Linked DNA regions of Homo sapiens: regions 2 and 3 are each linked to region 1. Evidence: chromatin contacts called from ENCODE Hi-C or POLR2A ChIA-PET data. All regions are on one chromosome and are shown on one strand. Each heading gives the region's core, a stretch centred on a gene start or an enhancer-like site at or near the end of the contact. The rest is flanking DNA. Distances are from core to core; before and after follow the strand shown.

Region 1 (3,805 bases), core at 943-3,442:
GCTGAGGCCAAGTTATGAAAGGCCTTGGAGGCCGTATTCTCTCCTGCGCTCAGCACAGGGGAGTCGGCAAAAGTTTGAAAGCAAGGAAGGTTCATGTCCCTGTTGGTGTTTTTACATAGCTTGCTCTGTCTGCCGTGTGGACTGTGGGCTGGGAAGAAGGCAAGCAGGAGACAGGAAGACCGGTTTGGATGAGAAACCATGAAGGCCTGAATGAAGGTGGTAGCAGAGAGATGGAAAGGAGGGGGTGATTTTCAGAGAAGCCACAACAAATTGTGTCCTCTGTAGCTCTGGTCAATGAGCCGAATCTTTGCTTTCTAAAATGCCAGTGTTTCAGAGGCAAGGAGTTTCTGTTTGCTCTGCACACCCGATACAGCACACCCCTACGTTGCAAACTAAAGATAAATAACGCCAGAGGCCACGGCAGCTTGCAACACTGACCAAGTAGCCCTGGAGATCTTGAGTTTCACTGCATTCAGACTCCCCCTTGCAGTCCGAGGGTCAGCATGACACTGTTAGTGGAGGGGACAGGGTCCTTGGGAGGAGAGGGTAGCATTTAGTTGTTTATGTAGTGCTAAGGGGCCCCACCAGCTCTTCGGGACTCAGAGTTTTCTAACACGACTTATTTCTTAGAGTAGCCGATTCAAATTTCATAGTAAAGGTTTAATTTAGGACAAACTGAATCCAAGTCATGTCTCCCATGTAGATTTTGTTTCTTGACACAGTTTTCTTTGCTAACTACTGTGAATTGCCTAACCAGATCTACAGAAAACCATATCATGGGCCCACATTTTTTTCTAATCCTCTTCCTTTTAAATCAGAAATTCAGTATAACATTTTTCCATAAGTGAATGAGAGAACCACTTCCTAGCATTTTTGTGTGTCCCCCCCACCCACCCCTTTAAAAAAAAAAAAAGAAAGAAACAACAACAGACCTTCCTTTTGGATTTACATCAGCATTTAGCTAACTTCCTGAACATTTCACCCATTTCCTGAACTTATTCTCAGGAAGGAAAAACATCCTCCTTCAGAAATAAATGCAAATAATCCCAGAGATTATTTCTATTAAATAAATAGTGTAAACGCAATGGAATTTCCTGTAAGATGTATATTTACCATGGATATTTCAATAAAAATGTATTGTGATTCTGTAAGACTCATGATATTTGCAGGTAGTCTGAGGAATTATAATCTTTAGTAGCCATTCAAGAGCTAAGTCCTGAACATTTGCAATTTTTACTCATGTTAAAAAATATATATATATATATATATATATTTTTTTTTTTAACTGAGAAATAGGAACACTGGAAAAATTATTCTCCTGAGGTCAGTGTTTTTTGAAGCTTTGTTTCTTTTAAAAGAGGGCTCTAATGACACCTAGTGGTGAATACAGGCAGAACAACTTTAGGACAGACTCAATGCAGTGTCCCTGTAATTAGAATTTTTTGTTTATGTGTTTGCTTGGGAGAAAACACACTCCTTACAAGCACTTCTTAAGTACCCTTAATGCCCAGGAATCCTGAGAAGTAGTGACATGGAAACGTTTCCCTTACGTGTTTCTGGCGATGTTCTCTTCTCTTGATTGATGATTCCTCAGAGCCTGCCCACCTCCTAGGGCTAAACTGGCTCAATTTTAAGAATGGATGAAAAATGTGAAGCTCTGCAGAGGAAAAACATCAATACATCAAGTGAGAAATTTCCCTATATTTTTGAGAAGGCCTCCTCCCATTTGGCTATCTTTTAATGGAGAAGCATGGTCCTTTTCTGGTGTATATGTCTTACTGACTTTTTAAAGGTGTACTCTAGGCTGACTGCCTGTCGTTTCTGCTTTACAGGGGCCTTCTTAGGTTCTCTAGTGTTTGGCAGTGGCTGATTTTTAAAGAGAGAGGTGATAGGGATCTCAGAGAGGCTGCCCTCACTCCAGCCCCACCCCACCCCTACCCCCAGCCCCTCGGAAGGCCATCCAGGACAGATGACTATCTGGCCTCCTTGCACCACCCCCAGGAAGGAGCTCCTTAATCCATCACATCGGCTGATATTCTTCTTTATGTCCAAACCCCTCAGAGTGATATCCAAGACCCTCAGGTCTGGCTCTTCCCCTCTCTTCCAGCCACATCATTCCTCTTCCTCAGACACACCCTATGCTCTAGCCAATCCCAGCCACTTCCAGCTCCTCCTGTTCTCAGGCTGTTTCAGTGTTCTCTGCTCCTGCATGCTGGACTCCTGAGCCAGGAGGCTCTTTCACTCCGTGGCCCTTCTGCTCATTCTTCAAGTCCCTGAGTAAGTGTTTCCTCTTCTTCTTCAAGTCCCTGCATACACGTTTCCTCTTCTGGGAGCCTCGCATGATCCAATCAAGCAGAGCCTGTAGCACCTTCCTTTAGGGCACCTCTGAACCTAGTTCAAACATCTGTAATTGCATGTGTTATATTACATTATATTGTTCTTGTTTGTTTCTCCTCTAGATGTGTTTGAGCTTCTCAAGGGCAAGAGCTGTTCTTGCGCCCAATGCTGGTTCGGGTGCTCGACAAATGTTCACTGACATCCTGGCAGCAGCCATTTGTGGCACTGGATTGTTGCATTTGGCTGCAGTGTTTTGACAGGAGCAAATTAGGAGTGGGGCAACTAGTTCAAGGTAGTGTTGACAATGAGGGTTAGCTCTTTGAAAATGTGCAGAACCATTTATTATCCCAAATGACCTCAGCTTTCACACCACTAGGAATAAGGTGCTTTCACAAAAATCATCTCTAAGTTTGTGTCTAGTTCTAACACTGGAAGATTCTGTTACCAGAAAGGGGTCCGGATCCAGACCCCAAAAGAGGGTTACTGGATCTCACGCAAGAAAGAATTAAAGGCGAGTCCATAAAGTGAAAGCAAGTTTATTAAGAAAGTAAAGGAATAAAAGAATGGCTACTCCACTGACAGAAGGCTTCTGGTTGCCTATTTTTATGGTTATTTCTTGATTATATGCTAAACAAGGGGTGGATTATTCATGCCTCCCCTTTTAGACCATATAGGGTAACTTCCTGACATTGCCATGGCATCTGTAAACTGTCATGGTGCTGGTGGGAGTGTAGCAGTGAGGACAACCAGAGGTCACTCTCATGGCCATCTTGGTTTTGGTGGGCTTCAGCTGGCTTCTTTACTGCAACCTATTTTATCAGCAAGGTCTTGATGACCTGTATCTTGGCTGACCTCCTATCTCATCCTGTGACTTAGAATGCCTAACCGTCTGGGAATGCAGCCCAGTAGGTCTCAGCCTTATTTTACCCAGCCCCTACTCAAGATGGAGTTGCTCTGGTTCAGACGCCTCTGACAATTCTATAATTAGGGGAGCCATGCTTTAAAATATGGTTTTAAAAAATCTAGGGCTAAGGCAGAGAGTCTACAATTGAATGCAAGAATATTTTACATACACCTGTCTTTTTTCTGGGGAGATGGTTCATACTTTTCAAAGAAGGGGTCTGTGATCTCAAAAGATTAAATACCACTGATTAAGAATCATTGACCAAAATGACAATCTTTACTCAGCCTCTGCTGGGTCAGTAGGAGCTAACACCTTAATAGGAGTTAGTGCCTCAGTAGAGAGGTTCGTAATCCAGCAGCTGCAAAGCTCTTGCTTTTTTTCCTACTGCCCTCTATTAGGGCACATGTACTGGTCCCAGTTTGCAATTTCAAAAGAGGCTTGCATCCTAAGAGGCTTTTGGACATGTTCCATTTATGCAGCATTAATGTTCTAAATGTTCTAAATGTAAGAGTAAGGGTGTAAGGGTATGACCAGAACTCTTTTTTTTTTTTTTTCTTTACTCTG
Region 2 (3,805 bases), core at 825-3,324, 480 kb after region 1:
GCACTGAAGTAATGTAGAAAGCCTTTGCTTGGTGTCCAATAAAGGGGAATCTGAATTTTTGGAACACTTATGCTAGCAACTCCTTGAGAGTTTTATTTGAGAACAAGACTTTTATTTGTCTTTATTTATTCAAGGCCTAGCCCAGAGAAGGCCCAGAACAAACACTCAGCACATACTAATGAATAAATGAATGGCAGTATCTACTGTAGAAAGGTAATTCTTATGGATCGTGGAAGCAGGTGTGGCCTCATAGCAGAGGTTGTTCTGTCCCAATAGGGATCCAGGCCTCCAAAGCCACCGTGGCCAGACCCTGACAGAGCCTAACTCTTTCTGTCCTTCTTGCTGCCTGGGTCAGAAGTTTTCCCTTACCTGATAAAGCAGTAAATTCTTTCCTCCAATAATCTATTGTTCAGCATGGCAACTCCTTTAACTTTGTCAAATCTGACTATTAAAAGCAGAAACTACATTTTCAGCATGTCCTTTTGTGCTATTTCCTGAAGCTACAACCTCAAGTACTCAGTTTGCAGGAAATGTAATTATGGAAATCTCCCTCTGGAAAAAAAAACTTCTTTTTCTTTTACCATGAATAGGAACAACCTGCCACACTTTCAGCTGCCCATGGCATTTATGGGCACAAGTCATGTTCCAGCACATCCCTGGACCCATGGGCTTCTCAGAGTGGTTACCTCGAAACAGCTAAGTAGCTTCCTTTCCAGTTTTAAACCCCTAGTGCATAGCCCAAGAGCACCCCAAAAATGCAGGTTAATGATGGAGATAACTTTATTTGCCAAATTTTGTAATTTGGAGCTTAAGAACCACTGTTTTTCCTCTTGAGTTCTGGCCTGTACCAAGTGCAGAAATAGCTTCCCAAAGGAAAAAAATGGGCAACAGTACCAAATGCTGCTGAGAGGTCAAGAAAGAAGAAGGCTGAGAACTGATTACTGAATTTGGCCACCTGGAGGTACTTGGGGACCCTGACAAGAGGTGGGTCAGTCATTTGATTGGACTGGGTTTCATGGGGACCAAGGAGGAAGGAACTAGATGCAGTTAATATATTCAGCTCTCTAGAAGAGTTTGCCTATAAAGGAGAGTAAGAAATAGGGTGGGACATATAGGACCAAGGGAGGGCCTTTTAAAGATGGAAGTTTTACAGTGTATTTGTATGCTGATGAGAATGATCCAGTAGAGAGGGCAAAATTGAATATGCAGGAAATAGGAGTGGGAATAATGGGACAAGTAGGCAAAAATGATGGGATCCATTAGACAAGTGGTGCTTTAGCTAGAAGCAGGGAGGCATCGATGGTAACAGGGGGAAAAGCAAGTACTTGGACATTGGAGGCAGAGGGTCTGAAGACTTGGTGGTGAAAGGATTCAGAAGTTCTGTCCTGATTAGTTCCATTTCCCTTGAGCGTCACTCTCCACTTTTAAGGGCAAAAAATAGGAGCACAGTAGTCCCTACTTCATGGAGTTGTTGGGAAGATTAATTGAGCAAATCCTGTGCTGGTAAGCACACAGCACAGAGCCAAGGCCACAGTAAGAGTGATCAATAAATGGCAGCTGACCTTGCATCCTTTTATTGTAATGTGTGACTCTTTCCCATCAGATTTCCCATTGTTCTGAGCTCCCCTCCCCTTCCAGAGGTACAGCTGAATGTTGACATCTACTGCCTAAGTTCACTTCCCTCTGCCTCTGCTACCACCCTGCTCCGTCCTTCCCCAGAGAAACCCCATAACACCTCTCCTGCTGCCTTCAACTATAGTCAGGAAGGGCTGTCTGAGCAGCAGAGATCATGAAGGGATGGAAGCAAACCTGGGAAGGAAACCCCCAGGTTTCCTTGCTTTGGGTGACTGACAGGGCCAAGCCACCTTTCTCTGTCAATTTCCTCATCTGTACAACTGTTAAATGCCATGATCTCCAATCCCCATCCAGCACCGAATTTCTGTGAGGAAGCCCAGTTATTCAACCTGCAAATAACCCCAGAAGACGGTTGACACCCAAAAAGAAAAAGACCCATCCAGAGTGTAGTGTCTGCGGGATCATCTCTGATGGAATACCTTTGGCGCCATCTGGTGGCAAATGCTTTGCGCAACCCCTCCTTTCAGGGAGGCAAAAGGCTGTCCTGAAACAGACTCCGATGAGCAGAAAACTCCCGCTAGCCAATGGCAGGAAACTAGTACCTCACCTAGAGAGGCCATCTAGTTCAGTGCATCTCAAACTGGAATGGCATACAAATCATCTGGAGATCTTTTTAAATACAAATTCTGACTCCGTAGAACTGAAATGAAAGAGAGTTTTATGGGCGGAGAGTAAGAAGTATGGAGTTACTTGGAGGGAGGCAGAGAAAATAGGGAGTGCCACATAATAAGTGGACTTTGGAGAAAATTAAGGACAAAGGGGATTTGGGGATTTCAGAAGAGGGTCATACAATGCAATTCTCCTCGCCCTTTCTTTAAGTGATTTAAATACTTATTTAAACTGCTTGTTGATACTTCCTTGGATGTCAGCTTGGTGTTTCTTTTGAATGCAGTACAGTGCTGAGCCTGACCATGATATAGTCCAGCTTCATTCAGGTTAGATAAAAAAGTAGATATGGGAAAAGGAGGCATGGTTAAGGATGCCTGGGGTAGCAAGGAATGTCTTGCTGATCATTTGGGCAGTCTTAAGGAATAATGAACTGCAAAATGGTCTTCTAGATAGGTAGAATAGCAGGGGAAATGTACCTAAGTATAAACATGCATGATATGTGTAGGGAACAATGAATAAAGCTACTGGTACATGGAGTACACGGGGAGGCACTGCAGAGGTAGGTTGATACTGATAACATACTTTTCTGTACATAAACTAACAAAAAGTATGTCATGAACAACTGTTTTATAAAAGCCATCACACTTGTAATCATTTAGTAATTTCTTTCCTTACAAACAGAAATGAGCTTGGTCTATTTTGTTACCATGGTATCCTCAGTACCTGAGCCTGGTTCATAATTGATGCTCAAAAAATAAATGAATGTAACAATTTCCAGTGATCTCTGACTACCCACTGTGTTCTACTGTTTTGTGCCCAAGTTTTAGTAAACTGGGAGTTCTCTGATGGCAGGGATCATGTTTGATTCATCTGTCTTCGACAGTGCCTAGCATGGTGCCTGTCACTTTGTAGGCCCTCAGAGGGTGCACACTGTGTACTTTGCAGACCATGGGAAGGATGTTAGGAAGTCCCAGTATCCTTAGCCCTGTCTCTGTGACACTGCCAACAGTTCAGCACTCCCTCTAGGCCACAGCTGTGTGAAGACAGGGGTGCCTGCACCCCATCTTCTGAGAAGTATGATCCTGCATAGAGTCCCGCCTTCTGATGTCCACAATGATGAATGTGCACTTATTGGCCACCAACTGTTTGCTGTACCCCCTATCTCAGCCACTGAGCCAAGTATAAATCTAGGAGAAGGCCCACCCTAGAGCTAGCTAAAAATAAGCCACCTGGAAAACTAGAAACAGAGAATATAGAAAATTCACTCATACTCCCACCCTGCAACCATTAGTATTTTGTAAGTTCCTTCTGGATTCTATGTGTGTGATAAATGTATACTATTTAATGTTCTCTTCCTTCCAGCCAACTCAATGGAACATAGGTTAGTGCTTAAGCACACAGGCCCTAGAGCTTGATTCCCTGGATTCACATCCTGGCTCTGTTATATGATCTTGTACAATTCAGCAAACCATACCTTATTTTCCCAATCTGTAAAATGAGGATGGCAATAATGAGGATTAAATGAATAACTGTCTTCATGTTAAGACATATAAAGTACTTG
Region 3 (3,805 bases), core at 768-3,267, 270 kb after region 1:
GCAACAGCTACAGAAGAGCCTGGCAGCAAAAGAGAAAACCTGGGTCCCTGGACAACTGTATGGAACTGAGAAGCCACCACCTCCTCTTGCTACTGCCTTCTGTCACTGCTCCTGGTGGACCTGCCTTTAACCTTTTCTTTCCTGTCACCAAAGAACAAACACACACACAAAACAACATTGTAGAATTATGCCTGGGTTAAGAGAATATAGGCCACAGGTGAGGACATGTAAGAGACTTTTATATGTAAACTGTACAAGCTTTAGTGAATTGATGCTATAAAAATTATGTTCGCTTGTTTGGAAACCTTTGTTGTTTACATCCTGGTTTCAAATGACTAAAGTTACCTATTAGATATCCTCCAGGGGAGGGAAAGGTCATTGTATTCAGCAAGGGCAAACTGGTTCAACAATCAATTTCCAAATATTTGCATGCACTAGATACCAAAGATGGAAACACACATGATCTCTGCCCCCCAAAGATGTTGACTGGTGGGAAGAAGTGCCAATATAAAAATAGTGTTGAAAGGATTTAGTTAATACTATTGGTTGCACACAATCACACATCTGACACAAACTGGTTTAAGGCAGAAAAAAAGATCATTTATAAGCTTATGTAAATATGCAGTCCAAGAGTAAACCTGACTTCAGGGATGTAAACCCTACTGGATGAGAATCTTCATGGATGGGGCCTGGAAAGCTGTATTTTTGCCCCATCCTTATTTCCTACCAGGTAATTGTAATTCTGTTTTGGAAATAACTATTTTACGTAGATCATTCAAGTTGAAAATTAGATATTACACAGGGAGGAGAGAGACTGCAGGAGGAGACGATTATTCCTGAAGGGATGAGGGAATCCTGAACTCAGGCAGGAGCACCCCTTAGCACATTATGGGCCATGATGTCTGCTTGGTACTTACAACGGGGCTAATGCTGGCACCGGGAGCTTTGAAGGGGTGTCAGCAGAGGACCGTGCCAACTGTCTGTCAGTAAGTCTAAGGGTTCACGATCCTTATGAAAGTGGCTGCCACTTCCCTTCACCTAACAACTATTTATTGTGCAACTACATACCAGGCAGTGAGCTAGGCAGTGAGGACACACAGGTTCACAGGCAAAGAGCCTCTCTTCATGAAGCTTACATTCTAGACAGGAGATAGTCAGTAAACAATCAGAAAAACAAGCGCGCTACTGACTGTGTTAAGTTCTCTAAAGAGAAAAACCCCTTCACTCTATAGTTCCTAGTGCAGGCTGACATTGAATGGGATAGAGGAAAGGCCTTCGAGTTGACAACTTAGTGGAGAACTGAGAGGTGGGAATGAAGTAGTGGTTTGCAAGGCTGGAGTATGAGCCTTCCAAGGAGAGGCAATAGCAAGTGCAAAGGCCCTGCAGTGGGAGGGAACCAAGTGGGGTGAAGACACAGGAAGGATCAAGTATGGCCAGAGATCAGTGAGAAGGAAAGAGTAGAGTAGGATAAGTCTGAAGAGGCTGGCAAGAGCCAGTTTATGGGAAATCTTGTAGGCCCTGAAAGTTTGGATTTTATTCCACACACAACAAAGTGTTTGCTTTAAAAGGAATCTCCTGACTACTGTGTGGAGAAAGTATAAAATTAAGTTTGGGGCTAGATGGACCCCAAGATCCCTGTCTGGCCCCAATAACCCATGGCAAACTCCATGGGGTCCTCAGAAGTCCTCTTAGTAACTGTGGCTCCTATGTCAATGATGCTTAATAGAAGTATCCGCAAAAACAGAAATGTTCTGTATCTGCATACAAGTGGCTCTTGAACTGGAAATGTGGCTAGCGTGACTGCAGAACTGGATGTTAAATTTTATTCTATATAGACTAATTTATTTACGTTTATATAGCCACACGTGGCGAATGGCTATTATATTGGACAGCACAAGGCAACACTGAGCACCGAATGCCTGAGGATTTCTACTCCAAATCCTGAAGGCACGCCCTTCCCCGAATGTTGGGAGAGTGCGAGGATATGCTGACCCCCAAACGCAAATCCCCCTCTGTGCATTTAGTCTTGCCAAGATGGAGAGTCTCAGGCGGGCATTCTGAGCTGCTTCTTGTCACTGGGGAAAACCACGTGCACGCAGTGCTGAGGCGCCCCACGCGCGTCCTCAGGGGAAGCCAGGCACTGAGAACAAAGGTTGTGGGACCGCTCTTTGAGGAACTCACCAGCTCCGCGAGCTCGCGGCCGCCAGCGCGGTCCACCCATTGGCGGGAGAGGACTCACAGACCGCAGCTCCTCACCCCGCCTGCTCCGCAGCGGGACCGCGTAGACCTCAGCTCCCCGAGCAGCGCAGGTGGGCCAGGGAAGGAGAGGACCGAGGCAAGCCACCACGCGGGATTAGGGGTACGGGGACCCCTCGCCGCGCAGTCGCCTCTTTTTCACAGGGATGGGGGCAGGGGTGGCGCCGGCTGTCACCCGCACCGGATCTGCTTCCAGGGCTTGGTTTCGCTTTGCCTGGCTCTTGGCTAGGCCTGGCGCCCCGCGCGGAGCCGAGCAGGTGGCAGCCGAGGAGTGGCGGGGGCTGGAACATTTAACCCTTTGGGAGCACCTGCCCTCTCCCAGAGGGCGCGTCCCCGGATCAGGCCCGGTGCCCCGCAGCGCGCGTGGGTCCTGGCTGGCTGGAAGGAGGCCCTGACCTTGCTTTCTCTCCCGTGCCAGGTCTGCCAAGGACCATGGGTGCCGCGCTGGGGACAGGCACGCGGCTGGCTCCCTGGCCGGGCCGGGCCTGCGGCGCCCTCCCGCGCTGGACACCCACCGCGCCCGCCCAAGGCTGCCACTCCAAGCCTGGCCCGGCGCGCCCTGTGCCCCTGAAGAAGCGCGGATACGATGTCACCAGGAACCCTCATCTCAACAAGGTAATGGGCCAGAGGGCAGGACGGCCCGCGTTGCGATCCCGTGGCTGCCGGAAAATTGCGCCCCGCCCCCTGGACCCAGAAAGGATCCTCCCGGGCGCCCTTCCAGCGGTTTTTCTGTTTTTGCCTTGCAGGGGCTTGTTGTGACTTGGTTTGGCTTTCTTGTCCCTCCTCTCCCTTTTATGCGTGGAGAGAGGCGACCAGTAATGCAGGGAGCCTAATTTCTTCTGCAGTAACAACACAGACCAGGTTTAGATCCTCGCGGTCAGTCTGACCTGCGGTCAGCTCTCCCCTTGATGCTTACTAATTTTATTGGTCTTGGGCAGTTCATTTAACCTACATGAGCCTAGGTTTCCTTATCTGTAAAAGAGATATAATTGTCTTAGGAATGTCGTGAGATCTAAAGAGAAAATGCGGGTAGAAAATGGGGGTACGTTAGAACAGTGCCTGGTACCCAGTGGGAGAATAAATAAGGTTATGATTATTATTCTGAGAAAAAGATTAATTTGAGAGCAAGGATGGAAAAGTCTAGACTTATAGAAATTTTCGAGCTTGCAGGAGCATTAGAGATCCTAGTTTAAACCTCTTCTTTTACAAAAAACAAGACAAAGGAAACTTGCCCAAGGTCACCAGCTAGTTAGTTCTGGCTCTGCCACTGGAATCCAGATCTCCAATGCTTTGGTCGAGTTCAACCCACCGCTAGCTCTTTTGTATTTGTTTTTGGGAATAGAGTTTAGTATCTTTGGTTCAGAGGATTGGGTGAGAGAAATAGAAGCAAGGACAGATTTAGTCCTGTCTCCCCCTACCTCCTCAAATTAACTCACATATCTCATTTAACTTATCTGAGGCCCAACTTTCTCCAGCCTAAAATAGATATTATGATAGACCCACCATTTCTATCTCATTTGGTTATTGTGACAATAAAATGAATCACTGA

Evidence for each region. Hi-C counts contacts between places; a loop is a spot of excess contacts on that map. ChIA-PET counts read pairs that join two places held with the same protein, here RNA polymerase II (POLR2A). Pooled maps may share reads with other maps.
Region 2: a loop to region 1 is called in a map of endothelial cell of umbilical vein, with 2.4 times the contacts of the local background. The contact joins the enhancer-like site here to the promoter of PRSS23-AS1 in region 1. A Hi-C loop is called at or near these places in 4 of 168 maps with a recorded cell type or tissue (CD8-positive, alpha-beta T cell, endothelial cell of umbilical vein, left cardiac atrium and 1 more), 1 of 37 single-sample maps with no recorded cell type and 9 of 50 pooled maps. POLR2A ChIA-PET finds 5 or more read pairs at or near these places in 1 of 52 experiments (PC-3).
Region 3: a map of ovary shows a loop between it and region 1 (4-fold over the local background). The contact joins the promoter of ME3 here to the promoter of PRSS23-AS1 in region 1. A Hi-C loop is called at or near these places in 1 of 168 maps with a recorded cell type or tissue (ovary) and 2 of 50 pooled maps. POLR2A ChIA-PET finds 5 or more read pairs at or near these places in 2 of 52 experiments (Panc1 and activated T-cell).

The regions. Positions count from the first base shown.
Region 1 is chr11:86,936,872-86,940,676 of GRCh38, reverse strand. It overlaps PRSS23-AS1 (PRSS23 antisense RNA 1), which reads left to right and starts at 2,192. Exons shown (of 4, transcript NR_187135.1): 1 at 2,192-2,277. It also overlaps a transcript of PRSS23 not described here. RefSeq lists an enhancer at 1-268.
Region 2 is chr11:86,454,545-86,458,349 of GRCh38, reverse strand. All of the region lies in intron 8 of ME3 (malic enzyme 3), which reads left to right. Among named protein-coding and RNA genes, the nearest start is that of CCDC81, 82 kb to the right of the region's middle. Within about 2 kb of position 2,074, at least 5 of the 41 ENCODE cell types and tissues checked have a DNase peak (open chromatin) inside an H3K27ac peak, as active enhancers do; they include endothelial cell of umbilical vein, where a contact is called at or near this core.
Region 3 is chr11:86,670,828-86,674,632 of GRCh38, reverse strand. ME3 (malic enzyme 3) reads left to right here and starts at 2,017. Exons shown (of 15, transcript NM_001161586.3): 1 at 2,017-2,309; 2 at 2,675-2,871. The coding sequence starts at 2,689.